3 separate regions of the Homo sapiens genome follow, and regions 2 and 3 are each linked to region 1. Evidence: chromatin loops called from intact Hi-C (ENCODE). Cell type or tissue: endothelial cell of umbilical vein. All regions are shown on one strand.

What was found. Hi-C counts contacts between places; a loop is a spot of excess contacts. Peaks named below come from ENCODE experiments on the same cell type or tissue, not always from the same donor. Only the 100,000 strongest peaks of a DNase experiment are listed, where the experiment ranks them.
Region 2: a loop joins it to region 1, with 8 times the contacts of the local background. A loop is called at or near these places in 14 of 110 quality-filtered maps.
Region 3: it touches region 1 in a loop (6-fold over the local background); 8 of 110 quality-filtered maps call a loop at or near these places.

Annotation. Positions count from the first base shown.
Region 1 is chr12:105,379,973-105,387,972 of GRCh38, reverse strand. The region is part of intron 1 of LOC105369957 (a long non-coding RNA gene); the gene reads right to left. Among named protein-coding and RNA genes, the nearest start is that of C12orf75, 53 kb to the right of the region's middle. In endothelial cell of umbilical vein, a CTCF peak has its summit at 4,436 (motif pointing right); DNase peaks (open chromatin) are centred at 4,432 and 4,992; H3K4me3 peaks cover 528 bases; H3K27ac peaks cover 863 bases.
Region 2 is chr12:105,177,476-105,185,475 of GRCh38, reverse strand. All of the region lies in intron 17 of APPL2 (adaptor protein, phosphotyrosine interacting with PH domain and leucine zipper 2), which reads left to right. Among named protein-coding and RNA genes, the nearest start is that of APPL2, 55 kb to the left of the region's middle. In endothelial cell of umbilical vein, no CTCF peak of the experiment used is centred here; no DNase peak of the experiment used is centred here.
Region 3 is chr12:105,202,099-105,210,098 of GRCh38, reverse strand. It overlaps APPL2 (adaptor protein, phosphotyrosine interacting with PH domain and leucine zipper 2), which reads left to right. Exons shown (of 21, transcript NM_018171.5): 6 at 1,900-1,941; 7 at 2,070-2,128; 8 at 2,892-3,038; 9 at 6,314-6,396. Among named protein-coding and RNA genes, the nearest start is that of APPL2, 30 kb to the left of the region's middle. In endothelial cell of umbilical vein, no CTCF peak of the experiment used is centred here; a DNase peak (open chromatin) is centred at 4,978.

The DNA of each region.
Region 1 (8,000 bases):
CCATTTCAGCAGGGCTGAAATGTCGGTACCAAGCTACCGACAAGGTAGCTGAGAAGGTCACTGAACCTGGAGCTGAGATATGCACAAGCCGGTGCTAGCCAACTCTGCTGAGAGTAGGCATTGCACCAGGATAGCCCAGCCCCTTTACTCCCTTTCTCCTTGGGAGCTGACTGCCTGCAGGAAATACACATTCTCCTCCCCATGCCCTACCACCACACACACACACACACACACTGAGGGTCTTCCGGGCATAGTCCTGTGTGTGCAGAGGCCCAGGGTGGCCCCACACTGCTGGTGGCTGGGTATTTCTAACTCTGGGGTTCGGTAGTAGGAAATCTGCTTACCCACAGAAAAAAAAGGCACAATCTCCAAAAATCAGCTTCATCAGCAACAAAGGTGACATCTTGCTCTTCCATTTGCCTTACTCTTTTGTCCTATTTCTCAACTCGTTCAGAACTTGGCAAGGAAGAGTAATATTTTCTTGGGCCTCTTCACATTCCAACAGAAGGAAGAGAAAGGAAAGTATTCCTACAGGTGCGAGGGCATTAAAATCATTTTGTCTCCAAATTAAATTCTCTAGCAGTAAACAGGCATACATGGAAAATCCCAAGCTGTTGCCTAGAGGGTTAACCTTGTTATAGTATAATAATCTCTATAGTTTTAATTTCTCTGTGGCTTTAAGGATTAAATGAGATACTATATAGGAAGGATCTAACACAGGCCTGGCCTAAATAGTAAGTGCTCAATAAGTGTTTGCTGAATTTTCCTCTAAATCTTGCATGATGAATTTTCCTCTAAGTCAACATCTTGCACTGCTCTTTTTCAAGTTGTGGAGGAGAAATTAAGCAACTTGTTTTCTGTTTTTTCAAGTTGGCATTTCATGTTGAAGCCTTCACTGAATGAGTTATCATTTCTTGGGCCTTTGGGCGTTGCTCTCAAAACCAATAAATAACTCAATTAGGCTGCACGTGGTGACTCACGCCTGTAATCCCAGCACTTTGGGAGGCTGAGACAGGAGGATCACTTGAGCCCAGGAGTTTAAGACCAGCCTGGGCAACATAGTGAGAACTTGTCTCTACAAAAGAATAAAAATAGCCAGGTGTGGTGGCATGTGCCTGTAGTCCCAGCTACTTGGGAGCCTGAGACAGGAGGATTACTTGAACCCAGGAGTTGGAGACTGCAGTGGGCTATGATCATGCCACTGCATTCCAGCCTGGGTGACAAAGTGAGTCCGCGTCGGAAAGACAGAAAGAAAGAAAAAGAAAGAAGGAAAGAAAAGAAAAGAGAAAAAGAGAAGAGAAGAGAAAGGAAGGAAGGAAGGAAAGAAGGAAGGAAGGAAGGAAAGGGGAGGGAGAGAGAGAGAGAGAAAGAAAGAAAGAAGAAAAAGAAAAAGAAAGAAACAAAAAAGAAAGAAGCAAAAAGAAAAAGAGAAGGAAGGAAGGAAGGAAGGAAAGAAGGAAACAAATAAATCTGGGGCTTCTAATGCCATCAGTAAGTTAAATGAGCATGGATGAGATTCCATTCTATGCTCAGCAGAAAGGTAAATGGCAATGAATTACATGACAACCTCCACTGTGCCCTGTGTGCACCTCCACAGCATCAATGTTAGAGAGAACTGGTGCTTTTAGGTGAAGGACACGTGGGGGCAGCTGCCTGTTTTCCATGAAGCAGCCTGTGCTGTCACTGCACTACTCATCTTCAAATTAGAGTCCGCACCAAGCTCGACTTTCCATGGAGCACCCAGTGACCTAGCCATTCCCTAGAAGGTTATTTCATATTTCATCGGCTTTCTATGCACTGGCTTCTAGTGCTCTATTTGTTAAAAAAATAATAATAATCAATCCCCAAAATGTACTCCCTCCCACCCCCAATAATTTCCATTCATATTGGACTTGATTATTTAAATTTAATTTGTTAGAAGTTCAATATTTTATTTTGCATGATTAGCCTTTTAATCAAGTTGTGAGAGTTCAAAAATATTCACACTATTGCATTTCTTTTTATTGGTTTGGGGGTTTTTTTGTTTTTGTTTTTGTTTTTTTTGCTTTTTTGGAGTTTGTTTGTTTGTTTGAGAGAGGGTCTCACTCTGTCCCCCAGGCTGCAGTGCAATGGTCCAATCTTGGCTCACTGCAGCCTCAACCTCCCAGACTCAGAAGATCCTCTCGCTTCAGCCTCCCTGGTAGCTAGGACTACAGGTGCACACCACCAGACCCGGCTAATTTTTCGCCATGTTGCCAAGGCTGGTCTCAAATTCCTAGGCGACCCACCTGCCTCAGCTTCCCAGAGTGTTGAGATTACAGGCGTGAGCCACCACACCCAGCCTATTGCATTTCTTAACACAATACGTATACTTTATTTTTTTAAATGCAATGTTGTCCTAGTCCTTGCAGGCTGCTATAACACAGTATCATAGACTGGGTGGCTTACAAATAACAAAAAAACATATTTCTCACAGTCCTGGAGCCTGAGAAGTTCAAGATCAAGGAACTGGCAGATTCAATGTCTGGTGAGGGCCCCTTTCCGGGTTCACAGAGGACAACTTCTTGCTGTGTCCTCACTTGGTAGAAGGGATGACCAAGCTCCTTCAGGCCTCTTTCCTAAGGGCCTGAATCCCTATGACCTAATCACTTCCCAAAGGCCCCACCTCTGAATACCATCGAGTTCGTGGTTAGGATTTCAACACATGAATTGGGGTGGCGGGGAGCACACAAGCATTCAGACCATAGCAAATGTAAAGAATTTGTCTACAAGAAAATCCACACATTGGTCATGCTCTCGTCTTCATCTGTGTCCCTGATTCTTTCATTTCTGTTGGCATCCAGCAGCATGATGGACTTTGTATGGAAGTGCTGAGCAAGAGGCCAGCACTTCAAACAGTGCAAGACACTTAGGGGCTCAGGGCGTAGATGCATGAGGAAATGAGCAGCTTAATAAGCTACATGGATAGCTGTGGGTGCCAGCCCAGTTCCTCATCCCCACTGCTCATGCTCAGACCTGGGAAAATGTGGGGAAGATATATGGGGACCCTGGTTACCTCTAGACAGCTGCATCCTAATATAAATACTCAATCTGCCCATTTACTCTTCCTTCCCCTCTCCCAGGATCTCCCCAGTACACTCAAGAGTGAAATGGGCTATGGGCTGACCTTCCATTAGCCTCTGGAGAAATGAAGACTTATGCCCTGACTTAAGAAGTGTCTAGAAAACTATGAATACATAAGCATAGCTCATTGTTTGATATAGTGTATATTTTGTCATGCAAGTGATTGATGCCTGTTGAAAATGAGAGTAGCTCAAGTGTAAACAAGGATCCACATGGCCCATGGCAATGTCTTCATCACAGAACCAATCCTGTAACACTAACAATGACGATGAGGTTAGGGGACACTCGCTATGTGCCAGGCCCTCTCTAACCATCCTCCCTGCATTAATTCATGTGATTCTCACACTTCTCTAAGAAGTAGGAACTATTTTTCTCTAGTTCTTGATTCTCTTATTTGTAAAATGGAAAGAATATTTGTTTCCATTTTATTTTAATTTATTTATTTATTTATTTATTTATTTATTTATTTATTTATTTCCTGAGACAGGGTCTCACTCTGTCCAGCAGGCTGGAGTGCAGTGGCACGATCACAGCTCGCTGCAGCCTTGACCTCCCTGGACTCCCATCTCAGCCTCCCAAGTAGCTGGGACTACAGGCGTGCGCCACCATGCCTGGCTAATGTTTTTGTATTTTTTGGAGATGGGGTTTCACCATGTTGCTCAGGCTATTTGTTCCCATTTTATAGGACATTTTAAATTTTTTTTTTTTTTTTTTTGAGACAGAGTCTTGCTTTGTCGCCCAGGCTGGAGTGCAGTGGCGCGATCTCGGCTCACTGCAAGCTCTGCCTCCCGGGTTCATGCCATTCTCCTGCCTCAGCCTCCCGATTAGCTGGGACTACAGGCGTCCGCCACCACGTCCGGCTAATTTTTTGTATTTTTTAGTAGAGATGGGGTTTCACCATGTTAGCCAGGATGGTCTCGATCTCCTGACCTCGTGATCCGCCTGCCTCGGCCTCCCAAAGTGCTGGGATTACAGGCGTGAGCCACCGTGCCCGGCCAGGACATTTTAAATCTTATGTAATAGGATTTTTGTAGAAATTTAATGAGTTCATACATGCCATGTAGTAAGCACTTGATATGTATTCGTTTTTAATATTTTATTATTGATACTGTCTCCATTTTACAGGTTAAGAAACCGAGACGCAGAGAAGTTAAGTAAATTGCCCAAGTTACACAGCTAGTAAGTGGCAAAGCCAGAACATAAACTTCCTGCTATTATGAAGACACTGCTGAATCCTGCAATCCATGAATATCTGTGTTAAGGAAAGTGAGAGATGGATTACTCCTGCCAATAATAAAGGGGGGAAAACAAAGCTGCTATTAGAAGATGAGTCCACCAGGGGGAAGTAGATGCATGCATTACTTAGGCATGACGCTAGCCCGGGGAATTTTTTTTAAGACGTTAAATATTAAAAGTTTAATCACCGATTTTACGCCAATGGTGAAGGAAGAACTTGATTCAAATTATTTTCCTATTACCTGAAAGTGCAGAGGATTAAAAATGACCACGCACGTAAAATTGACAGGTAAACTGTCAAGTAAATGAAAGGGCTTCCCCCAACAAGCCGGAGATAAATGGTGGTTGTTCACTCCCGCGAGCCTGACCCTGTGTTAGCGCTGGGGATCAGGAGGACAGGCATGAAGTTCACTGAACAGCGAGAGGCAAAGACCCACCACACCACTCCCCCACTCTCCACTCACCCTGATTCTGTGTTAAAAGGTGAATGAGATGGTCTGGGCCAAAGCGTGCAGGCTTGGTCTCCAGTGCTGGCAACAGACAGGGAAAGAAGTCAGTGGGCTCAGTGCACATGTGAAGCAAATGAATGAAACTGAATTTGGAAAACAGAGTGACAAGTGTTATCTTGGGGCGGATATGCCACGAAGTATAGGAGTGCAGGAGAGGGAGGGAGCGGTCCTGCCTAGAGATGACATCAGAAACCAGCTTTTACAAATGCAGAACAGCTGGCCGGTCAGATGGAAGGAAGTGGAAAATAGTCCAGAAGAAATACTCTGGACAATGGTTTCGGAACATGGAAGGTCCTCATGCCTTTGGAAAATAATAAGAAAAAGGATTGACTGTGGAATGAGTCAGAAAGAAGGAGAGATTAGCTCTCCCTGTTCACGCCACCCACCCTGCCCCCAAGTAAGAATACAGTCAAGACGGGCAGTAGAATAATCATTTTCTTTGGGGGAAGGGGGCTTATATACTTCTGATTACAAAAGCCTCATTTTAAACATTTTGGAAAAATACATAAGGAATTTGCATTTCATCACAAACAGAAAGCCAGTATTTCCTGTCTCTCTTATAGATATACTATATTTGTGTGTATATATGTACATGTGTATACAAATATACATATATGTACGTGTGTATATATACATATATGTACATGTGTGTATATATGTACATGTGTATACATATATATGTACATGTGTATATATATGTACATGTGTATACATATATATGTACACATGTATACATATATACACACATTCATATATATCTGGGATAATTCTATACAAAATTTAATATCTTTGTTTTGTGAAATAGACAATGCACATTTTCCCATTAAATTACGCATAAAAGTATAATTTTGATGACTCTACAATATTCCTTTGTATAGCTGATTCATAATTTTTAAGCAGCCCTTTATTGTTGGACACTATATGGTTTCCAACTCCCCTTTACTATAAGCAACTTTGATGAACATTCCTTTTGTAAGTCTCTACATCTCATTATACACACACACACACACACACACACACACACACACACTTTTTTTGAGACAGGGTCGCCCAGGCTGGAGTGCAGTGACGCGAGCATGGCTCACTGCAGCCTCGACCTCCCAGGCTCAAGCAATCCTCCCACCTTAGCCTCCTGAGTAGCTGGAACTACAGATAAGAGCCACCACACCAGGCTACTTTTTGTATTTTTTGTAGAGACCAGGTTTTCCCATGTTGCCCAGGCTGGTCTCAAATTCCTGAGCTCAAGTGATCTGCCCGCCTCGGCCTCTCAAAGTGCTGGGATTACATGAATGAGCCAACGCACCTGGCCTTAAATGTTCTTGATTCAAATTGCCAAACTGCTCTCTAGAAAGGTTTTAGTAATTGAAACTTCCAAGCAAAGATGAGAGTGACCATTTGGCCACATTCATGCCAAGGCTGCGAATTATCATATTTAGTATCTTGTCACTCAAAAAAATACTTATTAGGCATTTACTAGGTGGTAGGCTCTGGGCTGGGTGCTGAGATACAGCAATGAGCAAGTGAGATAAGGAATTCCTGCTTCCTGGAGTTTCCATTCTTGTGCAGGAGGCTGTCAGTAAACAAGGGAAATCAGTAAAGTATGCAGCATGTTCATTGTAAATGCTAATGAGAAAAATAAATCTAGCAATAACAACTGGAAGTGTTGGGTGAAAGGGGCGTGAATTTTAGATGGGGTGGGCAGAGAAGGGCTTACTGGGGAGATATGAGTAAAGTGCTAAATAGGGAGATGGCGTGCAAATATCTGGAGGACAAGATTGCAGACATGAGGGATCGGCAAGTGAGAAGGTGTGAGATGAGAGCCTGGTTGGCAAGTTCGAGGTAAAGCAAAATCAGTGTGGCCGAAGAAAGGCAGAGAGGAGAAGAGTAATGTGTGTAAGTGATGTCAGAGGAGTAACCGAAATCAGAAGGGGAGGAGGAGATAGATGTGTTATGGAGGACCGTGTGGAATTCAACTTTCCCTGGAAGAGAAGGGGAGCACTGGAGGGTTTGACTTGGAATTTAACAAGATCCCTCTCGCTGCTGTGTTCAGAACAGGCTGAGGTGGGCTAAGGAACGAAGGAGGCTAGTGCCGTAATCTAGGATGGAGATGATGGTGGCAATGGAATAGACGTGATGGGGATGGTGAGAAGAGATTGAAATCTAGAGACGTGAAGGTGGCACGTGCACCTACAGGATTTGCTGATTCGGGGATGGGGGAGAGCTAAGAAAGAGTCAGGGTGAGTCCCAGCTTTTTGACCTGAGCAGCTTGGAGAATGAAGTTGCCATTTACTAAGTTGGAGAAGTTGGCAAAGGAACAAAACAGAACAGGGGTAGAGGGTGGAGATCAAGACCTCAGATATGAGCTTATTAATATGAGATACGGTTTAAGACATCCTAGTAGAGACACCAAGTAGACAGTTGGATAGAGGACTGAAGCTTAGGGAGAGGTCAAGGCTGAGGGCACACAGGAATTAACAGCACATAGAATGGACAGAAAAGAGGATCTGTCCAAAGATGAAGGCTGTGGGCACGCCTGTGTTCAGAGGTTTGGATGCCAGAAGGAATCAGCAAAGGATACTGAGGACGAGCAGACAGAGAGGCAAGAAAACAATCAAGAGAATGCGGTGACCCAGAAGCCAAGTGGAGAAGTCTCAGGGAGGCTGGAGGGATCAGGATTAAGATGAAGACTAAGAATTGACCATTAGATTAGCAATAAGGAGGCCACTGGTGCCCATGAGAACCAGTCTTAGTGGAATGAGAGGAGCAAAGACCTGACTGGAGTAGGTTCAAGAGAGAAAGTGGAGACAGTGATTATAGACTAATCTTATTAGGAGCTCTGATGGCAAAGGAAGGAGAGAAAGGGGCATTTGATCGAGAGACGGTTCTTTTTTTAGGACGGGAGAAATAAAATAATGTTTGTATGATGATGGAAATAATCCTGTAGGCGGGAAGAACTGGTTGGAGAATTGTTGGGGCAAAGTGCTTGGTTGGGTGCAAGAGGATGGGATGCAATGCGGGAAAGGGGGAGCAATGGTACCCATCGTGGGGGAAGCTCGATTGTTTCTTTTTTTTTTTTTTTTTTTTTTTTTTTTTTTTTTTGAGACGGAGTCTCGCTGTCGCCCAGGCTGGAGTGCAGTGGCGCAATCTCGGCTC
Region 2 (8,000 bases), 200 kb after region 1:
AGTGAGGGACAGACCTATCCAGCCCAGATACTAGGCTTTTGCCACTGTCTTTGCAGCCCGCAGACCAGGAGATTCCATCGAGTGCCTACACCACCAGGGCCCTAAGTTTCAAGGACAAAACTGGGCGGCCATTTGGGCAGACACTGAGCTAGCTGCAGGAGAATTTTTTTCGCACCCCAGTGGCGTCTGAACCTCAGCGAGTCCCAACTGTTCACTCCCCTGGAAAGGGGGCTGAAGCCAGGGAGCCAAGTGGTCTTGCTCAGTGGATCCCATCACCACGGAGCCCAACACACTGAGATCCACTGGCTTGAAATTCTCACTGGCAGCACAGCAGTCTGAAGTTGACCAGGGATGCTCGAGCTTGGTGGGGGGGAGGGGCATCCGCCATTACTGAGGCTTGAGTAGGTGGTTTTCCCCTTAGAGTGTAAAGAAAGCCATCAGGAAGATCATACTGGGCTGAGCCTGCCGCAGCGCCATAAAACTGCTGTAGCCAGACTGCCTCTCTAGATTCCTCCTCTCTGGGCAGGGCATCTCTGAAAGAAAGGTAGCAGCCCCCAGTCAGGGGCTTACAGATCAAACTCCCATCTCCCTGGGACAGAGCACCTGGGGGAAGGGGTGGCTGTGGGCGCAGTTTCAGCAGACTTAAATGTTCCTGCCTGCCAGCTCTCAAGAGAGCAGCAGGTCTCCCAGCACAACGCTTGAGCTCTGCTAAGGGACAGACTGCCTCCTCAAGTGAGTCCCTGACTCTGGTGGTTCCTGACGGGGAGACACCTCCCAGCAGGAATCGACAGACACCTCATACAGGAGAGTTCCAGCTGGCATCTGGTGGGTGCCCTTCTGGGATGAAGCTTCCAGAGGAAGGAGCAGGCAGCAGTCTTTGCTATTCTGCAGCCTCCACTGGTGATACCCAGGCAAAGAGAGTCCGGAGTGTACCTTCAGCAAACTGCAGCAGACCTGCAGAAGAGGGGCCTGAAGGAAAACTAACAAACAGAAAGCTATAGCATCAACATCAACAAAAAGGATGACTACACAAAAACCCCACCCAAAGGTCACCAGCATCAAAGACCAAAGGTAGATAAATCCACAAAGATGAGGAAAAAGCAGCACAGAAAGGCTGAAAATTCCAAAAACCAGAATGCCTCTCCTCCTCCAAAGGATCACAACTCATTGCCAGCAAGGGAACAAAATTGGACGGAGAATGAGTTTGAAGAATTTACAGAAAGAGGCTTCAGAAGGTGAGTAATAACAAACTCCTCCAAGCTAAAGGAGCATGTTCTAACCCAATGCGAGGAAGCTAAGAATCTGGATAAAAGGTTATAGGAACTGCTAACTGGAATAACCAGTTTAGAGAAGAACATAAATAACCTGATGGAGATGAAAAACACAGCACGAGAACTTCGTGAAGCATACACAAGTATCAATAGTCAAATCGATCAAGTGGAAGAAAGGATACCAGAGATTGAAGATTAACTTAATGAAATAAAGTGTGAAGACAAGATTAGAGAAAAAAGAATGAAAATGAGTGAATAAAGCCTCTAAGAAATATGGGACTATGTGAAAAGACCAAACCTATATTTGATTGGTGTACCTGAAAGTGACAGGGAGAATGGAACCAAGTTAGAAAACACTCTTCAGGATATTATCCAGGAGAACTTCCACAACCTAGCAAGACAAGCCAACATTCAAATTCAGGAAATACAGAGAACACCACAAAGATACTCCTCGAGAAGAGCAACCCCAAGACACATAATCATCAGATTCACCAAGGTTGAAATGAAGGAAAAAATGTTAAGGGCAGCCAGAGAGAAAGGTCACATTACCCACAAAGGGAAACCCATCAGACTAACGGCGGATCTCTCTGCAGAAACGCTACAACCCAGAAAAGAGTGGGGGCACACATTTAACATTCTTAAGGAAAAGAATTTTCAACCCAGAATTTCATATCCAGCCAAACTAAGCTTCATAAGCAAAGGAGAAATAAAATCCTTTACAGACAAGCAAATGCTGAAGGATGTTGTCACCACCACACCTGCTTTACAAGAGCTCCTGAAGGAAGCACTAAATATGGAAAGGAAAAACCAGTACCAGCCACTGCAAAAACATACCAAAATGTAAAAACCATCAGCACTGTGAAGAAACTGCATCAACTAACAGGCAAAATAACCAGCTACCATCATAATGACAGGATCACATTCACACATAACAATATTAACCTTAAATGTAAACAGGCTAAATGCCCCAATTAAAAGACACAGACTGGCACATTGGATAAAGAGTCAAGACCCATCAGTTTGCTGTATTCAGGAGACCCATCTCATGTGCAGAGACACACATAGGCTCAAAATAAAGGGATGGAGGAAGATTTACCAAGCAAATGGAAAGCAAAAAAAAAAAAAAAAAAAAAAGCAGGGGTTGCAATCCTAGTCTCTGATAAAACGGACTTGAAATCAAAAAAGACAAAGAAGGGCATTACATAGTGGTAAAGGGATCAATGCAACAAGAAAAGCTAACTATCCTAAATATATATATACCCAATACAGAAGCACCCAGATTCGTAAAACAAGTTCTTAGAGATCTACAAAGAGACTTAGACTCCCACACAATAATATTGGGAGACTTTAGCACCCCACTGTCAATATTAGATCAACAAGACAGAAAATTAACAAGGATATTCAGGACTTAAACTCAGCTCTGGACCAAGTGGAACTAACACACATCTACAGAATGCTCCATCCCAAATCAACAAAATATACATTCTTCTCAGCACCACGTCACACTTATTCTAAAATTGACCACATAATCGGAAGTAAAATACTCCTCAACAAATGCAAAAGAACAGAAATCACAACAAACTGTCTCTCAGACCACAGTGCAATCAAATTAGAACTCTGGATTAAGAAAGTCATTCAAAACTGCACAACTACATGGAAACTGAACAACCTGTTCCTGAATGACTGCTGGGTAAATAAATAATGAAATTAAGGCAAAAATAAATAAATTACTTGAAATCAATGAGAACAAGGACACAACATACCACAATCTCTGGAACACAGCTAAAGCAATGTTTTTATAGCACTAAATGCACACAGGAAAAAGTGGGAAAGATCTAAAATTGACATCCTAACATCACAATTAAAAGAACTAGAAGGTTGGGCACCATGGCTCATGCCTGTAATCCCACCACTTTGGGAGGCCAAGGCAGGTGGATCACCTGAGGTCAGGAGTTTGAGACCAGCCTGGCCAACATGATGAAACCCTGTCTCTACTAAAAATACAAAAAATTTGCTAGGTGTGGTGGCAGGCACCTATGTAATCCCAGCTACTGGAGAGGCTGGAGCAGGAGAATCACTTGAACCCAGGGAGGTGGAGGTTGCAGTGAGCCGAGATCATGCCATTGCACTCCAGCCTGGGCAACAAGAGCAAAACTCCATCTCAAAAAAACTGGAGAAGCAAGAGTAAACAAATTCAAAAGCTAGCAGAAGACAAGAAATAACTAAGATGAGAGCAGAACTGAAGGAGATAGAGACACGAAAAACCCTTCAAAAATCAATGAATCCAGGAGCTGGTTTTTTGAAAAGATTAACAAAATTGATAGACTGCTAGCCAGACTAATAAAGAAGAAAAGAGAGAAGAATCAAACAGACACAATAAAAAATGATAAAGGGGATTATCACCACTGATCCCAGAGAAATACAAACTACCAACAGAGAATACTATAAACACCTGTATGCAAATAAACTAGAAAATCTAGAAGAAATGGATAAATTCCTGGACACATACACCCTCCCAAGATTAAACCAGGAAGAAGTTGAATCCCTGAATAGACCGATAACAAGTTCTGAAATTGAGGCAATAATTAATAGCCTACCAACCAAAAAAAAGCCCAGGACCAGATGGATTCACAGCCACATTCTACCAGAGTTACAAAGAGGAGCTGGTACCATTCCTTCTAAAACTATTCCAAACAATAGAAAAAGAGGGACTCCTCCCTAACTCATTTTATGAAGCCAGCATCATCCTGATACCAAAACCTGGCAGAGACACAATAAAAAAACACAATTTCAGGGCAATACCCCTGATGAACATCAATGCAAAAATCCTCAATAAAATACCAGCAAACTGAATCCAGCAGCACATTAAAAAGCTTATCCACCATGATCAAGTTGGCTTCATCCCTGGGATGCAAGGCTGGTTCGACATACGCAAATCAGTAAATGTAATCCATCACGTAAACAGAACCAATGACAAAAACCACATGATTATCTCAATAGATGCAGAAAAGGCCTTCGATAAAATTCAACACCCCTTCATGCTAAAAACACTCAATAAACTAGGTATTGATGGAACATATCTCAAAATAATGAGCTATTTATGACAAACTCACAGCCAGTATCATACTGAATGGGCAAAAACTGGAAGCATTCCCTTTGAAAATTAGCACAAGACAAGGATGCCCTCTCTCACCACTCCTATTCAACATAATATTGGAAGTTCTGGCCAGGGCAGTCAGGCAAGAGAAAGCAATGAGGGTATTCAAATAGGAAGAGAGGAAGTCAGATTATCTCTGTTTAAAGATGACATGATTGTATGTTTAGAAAACTCCATCGTCTCAGCCCAAAAACTCCTTAAGCTGATAAGCAACGTCAGCAAAGTCTCAGGATACAAAATTAATGTGCAAAAATCACAAGCATTCCTATACACCAATAATACACAAACAGCCAAATCATGAGTGAACTCCCATTCACAATTGCTACTAAGAGAATAAAATACCTAGGAATACAACTTACAAGGGATGTGAAGGACCTCTTCAAGGAGAACTACAAACCACTGCTCAAGGAAATAAGAGAGGACACAAACAAATGGAAAAACATGCCATGCTCATGGATAGGAAGAATCAATATCGTGAAAATGGCCATACTGCCCAAAGTAATAGTGCTATTCCCATCAAGCTACCACTGACTTTCTTAACAGAGTTAGAAAAAACTACTTTAAATTTCATATGGAACCAAAAAAGAGCCCGCATAGCCCAGATAATCCTAAGCAAAAGGAACAAAGCTGGAGGTATCATGCTACCTGACTTCAAACTATACTACAAGGCTACAGTAACCAAAACAGCATGGTACTGGTACCAAAACAGATATATAGACCAATGGAACAGAACAGAGGCCTCAGAAATAACACCAAACATCTACAACCATCTGATCTTTGACAAACCTGACAAAAACAAGAAATGAGGAAAGGACTCCCTATTTAATAAATGATGTTGGGAAAACTGGCTAGCCATATGCAGAAAACTGAAACTGGACCCCTTCCTCTTAACACCTTATACAAAAATTAAGTCAAGATGGATTAAAGATTTAAATGTAAGACCTAAAACCATAAAAACCCTAGAAGAAAACCTAGGCAATACCATTCAGGACAGAGGCATGGGCAAAGAGTTCATGATGAAAACACCAGAAGCAATGGCAACAAAAGCCAAAATTGACAAATGGGGTCTAATTAAACTAAAGAGCTTCTGCACAGCAAAAGAAACTATCATCAGAGTGAACAGGCAACCTACAGAATGGGAGAAAATTTTTTCAATCTATCCATCTGACAGAGGGCTAATATCCAGAATCTACAAAGAACTTAAACACATTTACAAGAATAAAACAACCCCGTCAAAAAGTGGGTGAAGGATATGAACAGACATTTTTCAAAAGAAGACATGCGGCTGACAAACGTGAAAAAAAGCTCATCATCACTGGTCGTTAGAGAAATGCAAATCAAAACCACAATGAGATACCATCTCACACCAGTTAGAATGGCGATCATTAAAAAGTCAGGAAACAACAGATGCTGGAGAGGATGTGGAGAAATAGGAACGCTTTTATACTGCTGGGAATGTAAATTAGTTCAACTATTGTGGAAGACAGTGTGGCGATTCCTCAAGGATCTAGAACCAGAAATAACCATTTGACCCAGCAATCCCATTACTGGGTACATACCCAAAGGACTATAATCATTTTCTATAAAAACACATGCACACTATGTGTATTGCACCACTATTCACAATAGCTAAGACTTGGAACCAACCCAAATGCCCATCAATGATAGACTGGATAAAGAAAATGTGGCACATATACACCAAGGAATACTATGCAGCCATAAAAAAGAATGACTTCATGTCCTTTGCAGGGACATGGATGAAGCTGGAAACCATCATTCTCAGCAAACTAACACAGGAACAGAAAACCAAACACCGCATGTTCTCACTCATAAGTGGGAGCTGAACAATGAGAACATATAGGCACAGGAAGGGGAACATCACACACTGGGGCCTGTTGGTGGGTGGGTGTCAAGGGGAGGGATAGCATTAGGAGAAATACCTAATGTAGATAACGGGTTGATGGGCGCAGCAAACCACCACAGCAACATGTATACCTATGTAACAAACCTGCACGTTCTGCACATGTATCTCAGAACTTAAAGTATAATAATAAAAAAAGAGAAATCTAGGTTACCTGATTTAAACAGCAAACTTCTGAAAGTGACCCACAAAATATGCATGTGTTAAGTTTTCACTTATAAGGGAATTTTACAAAATACCTATGAAAGTTATTCCAACTTGAGGAAAACTGTTTATGATCTATATTCAAAAAATTAAATTCATGCCCATTAATAGGGACGTAAAAGTAACTTTTCTTAAGCTTTGTCTACTTAAATTCCCATACACACTTCTCATTAACTGTCATAACCACCTCTTGGAAGTGGGGGTTCTTACCACAGTTTTACAGATGAACCAGTTGTAAGAAGTCCGGGTGACTTGCACAAGATCAGGTGAGTAGCCAGGGTAGAACTCAATCTCGAGTTCTCTGATTATAAGTCTTACGGTTTAATAAGTGTAACTGCACGTATTTCCAACTGTAGCCTTTTGTTGGGGGCATGGGGGTGTAACAGTTTTACTGAGATATAATTCACATACAATTTAAATGTACAATTCAGTGGTTTCTAGTATATTCAGAGTTGTACAACCATCATCACAATCAATTTTACAACATTTTCATCACCTCAGAAAGAATACCCATTAGCCCCTGGCAACCCACCCAGCCCTAGGAAGCCACTAACCACTAAAATTGCCATCTCTATAGATCTGGACATTTAACATATAAATGGAATCATAACCATTTTTTCCACAAACTATATTTTTGCTTTCACCTATAAAATGTATAGTAATAATTTACATAATAGCATGTTAATTATTCCAACACGAGTACAATACAGTAGAAATTTATAACCACTTATCTAAGATAGCAATAAATTCTCTCATATAGTTTATTTTCTAGGATATGTCAACCTGATTATTAGATGATGCTTAAAATACTGTTGAAGAAATATATTCTGAAGGCCTGGCGCGGTGGTTCATGCCTGTAATCCCAGCACTTTGGGAGACTGAAGCAGGCAGATCCCCTGAGGTCAGGAGTTCGACACCAGCCTGGTCAACATGGTGAAACCCCACTTCTACTAAAAATACAAAAATTAGCCAGGCATTTTGGCTGACACCTGTAATCCCAGCTACTCAGGAGGCTGAGGCAGGAGAATCGCTTGAACCCGGGAGGTGGAGGTTGCAGTGAGCCAAGACTGGGCTGCTGCACTCCAGCCTGTGTGACAGCAAGACTCTTCTCAGAATAAATAAATAGTAAATAATTAAAACAAGGAAATATATTTTGGAATACTTTCTTAAACATTATTCCTCTTTTACCCAAATTGATAAGAGTTTTGTCAAAATCCCTTCACTATTTTGTCACCGCTACCTCATCTTTTTCAATAATGTTAAATTTAGACTAAGTTGATCTTGCACTTCAGGGACATTAAAGTTGCCAATGGATGTTTGTTGAGAGGGAGGCTGTACAGAATATAATCCATCCATATTATATAGCAGATCTGTTGAGGATTATAATGCTGTCTGTTTGGGTAAGTTGCAGAATCCTGTGAAGTTAAATCTTCTACTTGCTATATAA
Region 3 (8,000 bases), 180 kb after region 1:
GTCCCAGCTACTCGGGAGGCTGAGGCAGGAGAATCGCTTGAACCCGGGAGGTGGAGGTTGCAGTGAGCCGAGATCGCGCCACTGCATTTCAGCCCAGGCGACAGAGCGAGACTCCGTCTCAAAAAAAAAAAAGGGTGAAGATTTTCCTCCCTTGCTTTGAGATCCCCTGTGTTGGTGTCACCTGAGGCTAAGGAACAAGGATAGAACTGGCATAAACTCTACCTAAGGTCAGTTTGGCAGCACTAAAACTTAATAAATAAAAAATAACAAGTAATGCCTCCATTTGCTTGCATAAAGGGAAACCTTGATTAAACAAAGCAGGAATTTTAGTGCTTTTTAGTGTTGCTCATCTGTCATTGCATAGGAAGCTAAAACATGCTTGCCTCAGTCATCTGCTGATGATTGTGTCCTCACTGAATGCCTTAGTGGGTGCATTTTTTTGAAGGGTTTTCTCTAAATAAAATCATTAGAAGTGAACGGGATGTCATTTTAAAAACAAACTCCAAGTCTGTTTGAAAGAAAATAATCATCTCCTAAGACCTATGTTGTCAGATTTATGTCTTTCAGGTTTGCTTATGGGAGGCAGAACTAGAATTGAGAGTGCCCAGCAGCATTAATGACAGTGGCCTCCATTAATCCAGAGTGACCCCAAATGTGGATGAGTAGTATTTGCCCAGGATGGTGATTTTTTTTAAGTGGAATAAAACTGCTCGTTAGTAGTAAGAAGGAATCTTCTTAGTATCTTTGAAAAAGGTTAAACATCCTTTTCTGATGCCATCAGGACCTCACTTTGAAGTATTTGGCCCCAGGTCATACCTGAGTCAACATCAGACCAAATTAGAATCTGATCTCCCCTCTGCCTAGACAGTGGTGTTTTATCTTACATTTCTCGGCCTTTATTCACTCACCAACACAAGTACATAATCTGAATGAAGAGAACGCAAGAGATATTAAGGAAACTACTTAAAATTGATAAGTAAAGAAACCTAAAACTTGACTCCAACAGGAAATAAAAGATGGGAGAGAAAGAAAGAAAAATGCAAGCAGGAAAGGGCAGAAAGTAGCCTGATACCAAAAGAGTATGAATAACGCGAAGAGCATTTAAAAGCTGGAGGCAGTTTGGAGGCAAATTGAAAACTAGTATAACCAACATAGATGTGAATGGCTTTGCTTTGTTTGATAAAATGAAAATGGATTGTTGTAGAATTGTAGAAAGTGTCACTTTCTTTTAGGTATCAATCGTTGGGTTTTTAAGTTTCTAACCTTGGACGGTCACTGCTCTCAATGATCTTTTTGGATTTTTGGTCTTGGGCTTGGTTCAGCCATCTCTGTGCATGATGGGTGTGGCACTCACTCGGAGTAATAGTTATTGGTGTTGGCTTGTCGCAACTACAGTATGCTAGATCGTGTCACGTTTTTCATTAGTACAAGCACCGCGTATTCCTTTGTCCAGGGATGACTCCAGTAAGTCAGATATTAAAATGGCAACACAGGAAGCTTTTAGGTTCTGGGTGTAGAAAGATGTATTAAGACACTCTATCTGGGGGCTGAGGCATCAGAACTTAAGTTTATACTCCAGGTCTCCATGAAAAGTACCTGTCCACCACACTGTCCAGCCCACCTCCCCGGCGTGCCCTCTCCCTCACAGACCCTCAGCGCTATGTGGAGAGGCAGGGCTGCTCAGGCCATCAGGGTCACTGGGTGTGGGGCATGGTTGAAGCCGTATGTTCCAGTGAGCCCAGGTCCCAGCCTCTGGGCCAGCCTGTGAGAGCCAGGGACTGAGGGTGCAGGGGCTTCCCTTGCACGCATATTCTCTTATTTTCAGGGGAAAGTGCAGAGCTCTGGGTTGGCATGTTTTATTTTTCATTGCTCTAAGACGGTCCCTTTTCTCCTTTTCAGAAGTAAGCACTTTAAAGGATCTATTTGGACTCGCTAGCAATGGTAGGCACCTTCTCCATTCCTGGTGTGTGGGTGTGTGGGCTTACTGTGGCGGGGAGGAGACCCCCAATGAATGTTCTTCCCTTTCGACCCTGACCCTCCTGGGTGTTCAGATGTCTGTTTATTTTTAGAGCATGACCTCTCAATGGCAAAATACAGCAGGCTGCCTAAGAAAAAGGAGAATGAGAAGGTAAGAATACTTTACATGTTGTTTTTCACTTCATTTACATAAAGGCCTTTCATGCCTTCCTCTTGTGAATTTATGGCATGAAAGGGTGCGTGGTTATTTTTTTTTTTAACTATACATGGACTTTTAAAATTGTTCATTCCAAATCTCATAAGTAGACCTCCACTTCTCTATTCTATCTTTTCAAACTGGTTTATTAAACACCAGCTTAGAGCCACTGTAAGATTATGATCACACAGGGGTTTTAACTTCAGCTTGCTGCCTCGTCTGACTCATTTATCACCCAGGTCACTTGAACTCCTTGCCCCAAGTGTTGACTCTGATTCTTTAACCCATGCTTTCTAGGACCTTCGCTACTCTAGATAATATTGACTATTTTCATGCATATAACTTTTTACTTCTGTTACATGATTTCCTTGGGCTAAATTATTTCCTTGGCATACAGTCTTATGAGTGAACTAGAATGTCTGCAGCCTTCTTCAGTACATGCTGCCATATTGTTATCCTGAAGGACTGTAGGACTTTGCACTGCTCCCAGGAGGGTACAGGCTTCACCTCACCGCGGCCTCACAAGCACTGAGATGCTGTTTCTTGCATATTTTTAATTTGGATTTTTTAGAAAGTTGAAGTGCAGCCTTATCTGTGTTTTGTTATATTTGTCACAAAAATGGTTATAATGCATAAACACACATTTTGAAGCACACGCTTTTACAGAATTGTCACGTACAGTAGACAACTTGAAGTTTTCCTTTCACCTTTTAACCAGGTGAAGACCGAAGTCGGAAAAGAGGTGGCCGCGGCCCGGCGGAAGCAGCACCTCTCCTCCCTTCAGTACTACTGTGCCCTCAACGCGCTGCAGTACAGAAAGCAAATGGCCATGATGGAGCCCATGATAGGCTTTGCCCATGGACAGGTAGGGGAGTCCCTCCCTGAGGGCTGAAACCTAAGCTAGCTGTGGCGTTCTGCTGAGAGGGCACGCAGGAGACACTGAAGCATCGTCGTAGAAAGAAACATAAATGCACAATCTCCCTGGCTACTTTGTGGGATTCAGCACTTGGACAGCTTCCAGTTGAGCTGGGTCATCTTCAGCTGGACATGCATTGGCCTCAAGTTAGGCCATATGTTCAGGAAATGAGGCCTGGGTCCCAAGCCTCTCTTGGGGAAGAGCCTGTGTGGCCCTTTTTTTCTAATCCGAATGAAAGCCAGCTGGGTGCAGTTCTCCTAGAAGCAGCTACCACTGGGGTTGGGATAGCTTGCCTGTCACCCAGGATTCCCGGCACTCCTTGCTGCCTGTAGTAAGGCCCCCGCTCTGCTGGCTCCTCAGGTGCACCTCTCCTAGATGATCCCAGCACCTTAACATCTGGGCATGGGGAAACGTTGCCAGTGCTTTATGAGGTCTCCTTTACTTATTGGGTTTCTATCCTCCTATTTAATGGTTGGCTGAATATTTGTCTTAAGAGAGGCTCTACTTTGAGGATGGGGAGTTGACTGTAGTGGCACCAGTGCGGCGGAGACGAGTGACCGTGAGTGTGAGGCTGATGGCACCACCCCCTCACTTTCCACCCCATCCTGCGTTTGCCCCACTCACGTTGTCTCCAAAGCCATCCTTTGGCCCGTGAGAAAGGCACCCAGGAATCTTCTCTCAGTTGACAATCTAGGAACAGAAGGGGATGCGAGGAAGCAAAATGTTATTAAGAAAAAGTCACCAACTTAAAAATACCTGATATATGAACATCTAATACTTCTATAATACATTTTTAAGGCACATATATTAAAAAACAAAAACTTCACGTCAGTGTCATTCAACAAAAAGGGGAATGAGAGAGGAGCTTTAACCCATTTCCTGTTTAGAGAAAAAAAGTGCAGCTCACTGCCAGAACAGTACTCTCAGGGCAAATGGGAAATGGGTTCGGAAGATATCCAAGCTCAGTTGTCTTCCTTGTTAATCTAGTTGTTAGGCTGTTGAATGGTGAGTTCACTGAAGTCAGCCTGTGCCTTTGGAAGTGATACTTAAATAGAGCGATAAAGTCTTTCTGTGTCTTCTGAGTGAAGTAGCACCACCCAGCTGTGGGCGGCATCAGTCCTCAGCAGATCTTGGGAGCTGTCCAGGTGCTTATGATGGGCACTTGTGCACACAGGTGTGCAGTAACTCATACTGTTGCCCTCCCCTCTCCTGCAGGCAGTATCACAGCTGGCAGATGGCCTTGCCATATTAGAGAATGCCGGGGCTCTCTTTGTTCTCTTTAGTTAACCCCTCCTGGATTGACGCCATCCCTCTGGGGCCGTAGCCTTGCTCAGTCAGAGGCCTAGGGTCGGGAAGGGTCTCAGATCTAGCATCTTGGAAGGATGATCAGCTCTGGTCCTGATCGGTCAGTGCTGTAGAACTTGCTTGATAAGAGGGTGTCCTGCAAGGCCTACAGGACAAGCTTGACACCAGCTGGTTTCATTCTCATTCATGGCCAAGGACTACCTCACTGCTCCCAGCCTGGACTCTCTTAAGTGAGTGCTCTGGCCACAGAGGGAGAAGAGGAGCTGTGGGTACCGTAGCACACATGTAGCCCCAGTTCTGGGGGAACAGCAGAGCACACCGTCATTATTCAGTGGCAGGAGCATCATTGTTGAGAGCTGAGAATGGCATCTTTCATTTTTCGTATCCAGATTTCAAGACACAAGACCAAGTAGGCCCTTTCCCTATGCATTATTTTTAAATGCAGATGGAAACAATAGCTCCTTCAATAGCCAGACAAGTTTGTTGCCTGGCACCGTGGAGTGATCTTCTGGATGATTCAGAAGCATTAGCTGTCCTCCTGCCTCATCCGACCTTGGCAATCAGGGTTTATTGAGCCCCAGCCTCTGTGAGCTGATTTTTCCATGAACATAGCACTTCCTGCTGCTCACTAAGGCAGTTGTGGTGGAGACTCATCAGGCTTCTCGGCACCACCCACCTTTGTGGAGGTGTGGGGACTCCATTCCTGCCTTCTCCAGCCCTTGAAGTCATGTTCGGTCCTCATGCCTGCAAACTGAGGCTCTGTAATCAGTGCGCAGGTTTTTGAGAACGGAACAGTGACCTCCAGTGTTACATTGACGGGACAGGCTGTGATGCGGCTGTAGAGCCAGTGTCTTACCTGCCTTCCGTTCATCCATTCGCCCACTTTTCTTAGGGATTATGTGAGCCCCTGCCCTAAGGAGATTACAGAATAGCAGAGGAGCTAAGACATGGCCTAGGAGTGTAAATTCCAAAGGAGTTCAGGGAGGGGAAGGAGAGGGAGGCCACCATGACATTGTGCCATTAGAAATGCAGAGTGCTGATTTAACAAATTAATGATATTAAATGATTAATACTCATTTTGATATTTAACACTTCAGAAGTTCCAAATGGCATTTCCAGTGGTGATCTCTGTATGATTTAAAGATCATGGGGCCAGAACAGTCCCCTGCATGTATCACCTGTGTTAGGATGACCACAATCATCCGTTTTTAACCTGTGATAACTAAGCACATTAGAATACATGCTTTCCCAGGGTATCTGGGGAATAGATGCAAAGCCGTCAGAACTATGCTGAGAATACCTGCTAGCCTCTTCAGGGTCAGAGGTCGATTTTGGTGCCCGCCATGCCAGGAAAGGGAGGCTTCCAGGTCAGACAGACGAGCCGGGTTAATGTGTGAGAGAATACCCTTGCTCACACGGAACGTTTTCTCTCTTTTTTCATCATCTAGGCTTGCAACTGTTACTGTTACCTCCCAACCAGCAGACATAGAAAATGGAGCAGTTCATACCTAATGGGCAGATTTGTAAAAGTCATGGCTGTAGAAGAATGCAAACTGGAGCTGCTCAGGGTGGGATGGTGCAGATGCCACTAATACACAGAAATGTTCTTCTTCCCCTCTCCCATACCCCTGCCCTCCAGGGTTTGTCAGGGGACCCAGACTTTCTGGGAAGTGAATATTAGACAGGAGTTACAGGAAGTAAGGAATCCCTTCCATTGGCACCCAAAAGCCAGCAACTGTGGTTTCAGTTTCAAAGTGCATAGTGCTCAGGTGTAGACTCAGTAGAGATGCTGCCAGTGCCGCGTGCGAGGCGGGCCAGCCAGCTGTGATGGCTGCCCTCACGCTGCCTGTCTCACCTTCAGTGAGTTCACTGATCACTTCCCTGGATGATTTTCAGAATATTATAATTATATCTTTCAGATTAACTTTTTTAAGAAGGGAGCAGAGATGTTTTCCAAACGTATGGACAGCTTTTTATCCTCCGTTGCAGACATGGTTCAAAGGTAATGCTGCACTCCGGCCGGGTCTTGTGTGCCCCTTGCCTTTCATGCTGATCTGACATCTCTGGGAGGTCACGGGGAGGGTTCTAACTGTGGAGGGTCGCACAGAGCCTCTGTCCACCCCAGAAATGCTCGCTAACAGTGCCCTTGCCTTAGCTGCCAATATTCATAAATATCTGGGGCACATTGGCAGAGTTTTCTCCAGATCTCTTGTTGTGAATATTGGAGTTTCACATGTCACAAGCCTGGGAACCCAGCTTAGCTTTGCTGTGGTTTTAGAAGAGCTCTTGACTTTCTTTGAGAGTACGTGGCAGTAGCAGATGGAAGTGCTGTCACTTTTCAGGAAACTCTGACCAGTGCATTAATTTATAATAGGTAAAGGAGGGATAGAGCCTTTTTGGAATTAATTTTAAAAACTGTATTTGCTTATTTTAAGAAATACAACATCACTGTCTTCAGTAGTTGAGTAACTGCCACACTAACTGGAGGCTGTGGGCGCCCTGCCACCCGCCCCTCCCCAGCTTCCATGACAGAGCTCTGAGGGGGGCCCCGGCCCCTGCAGCCTCAGGCTTGGTCCATCCGGAGCACAGCATGGGCTTCCCAAGCGCTTGCGACGAGTTCTGGAGTACAGAAATAGGTCCGTGTGTGTGTGTGTGTGTGTGTGTGTGTGTGTGTGTGTGTGTGTGTGTGTGTGTAGTTGACAAATAGACAAAATGGAAATAATGAATAGGAATTTTATTTCATGTGGATACACGAAGAGAAAGTTGCTCATTTTCTTGAAGATGTTGCATTTCACCACACCTCATGAAGGCTAAACAAGGGAATTGATCTAGGTAGAAGTCTATCTGAAATGCTCCAAAAATAATCAGTCCCAAGAAAAACCAGTGCTGAGCATTGAGACAGATGCAAAGCAAGTTGAGAGCATATACCCCTACCTGAAAGTCACTGAGCTGTTTAGCTCTGAATAATTGGCAGCAGTGAGTGATGTAGCTTTTATTTATAATTATGCTAGAAACCAACTTGTGAAATCTGATTGCAGTTTCTTGCCTTTTAATTTATTTGGTTCTTAGCCCCTGGGAATGTTAGGAGGAGGTAGAAGATGAGAGGCTATTAAATGGTCACTTTGTAAAAGTATCCTCTGTCCCTCATCTTTCACTGTCTCTTCCTCATCCTGCTTTAACTCTCAGAATTCCTCGCACTTCTGTGTTTCTGGAAGAACCATCTATGCCTCAATTTTTTTCACACACCTGATTATTTTCTGAATGGGTAGCAGGACATTTGTGCCCATGCGTGTGAGTTGCCATGGTTTCCTCTTTCTGCAGATCCTAGAGCCTCTGTCTTCCCTTCTTGTCAGCATTTCCATTAACCATTATTAGGCCAACCCAAGTATAGCACCAGCCATCCTGAGAGAACCACAACCCGGGCATTAACGTCAGGGTCTGCGCCCGGGCTACATGGCCTTCTCTGTGCAGGCTGGGGCTGGTTCTGTGAGTTACCCCCTCTGTCTGACAAGCTGTATTTAGTTATGGGGTGACAGGCAGCTGATGGGGTTTCCAAACTGAACCTTGCAGCACTTGATTCAGATAGCTAAAGTACTGTTTTGAATG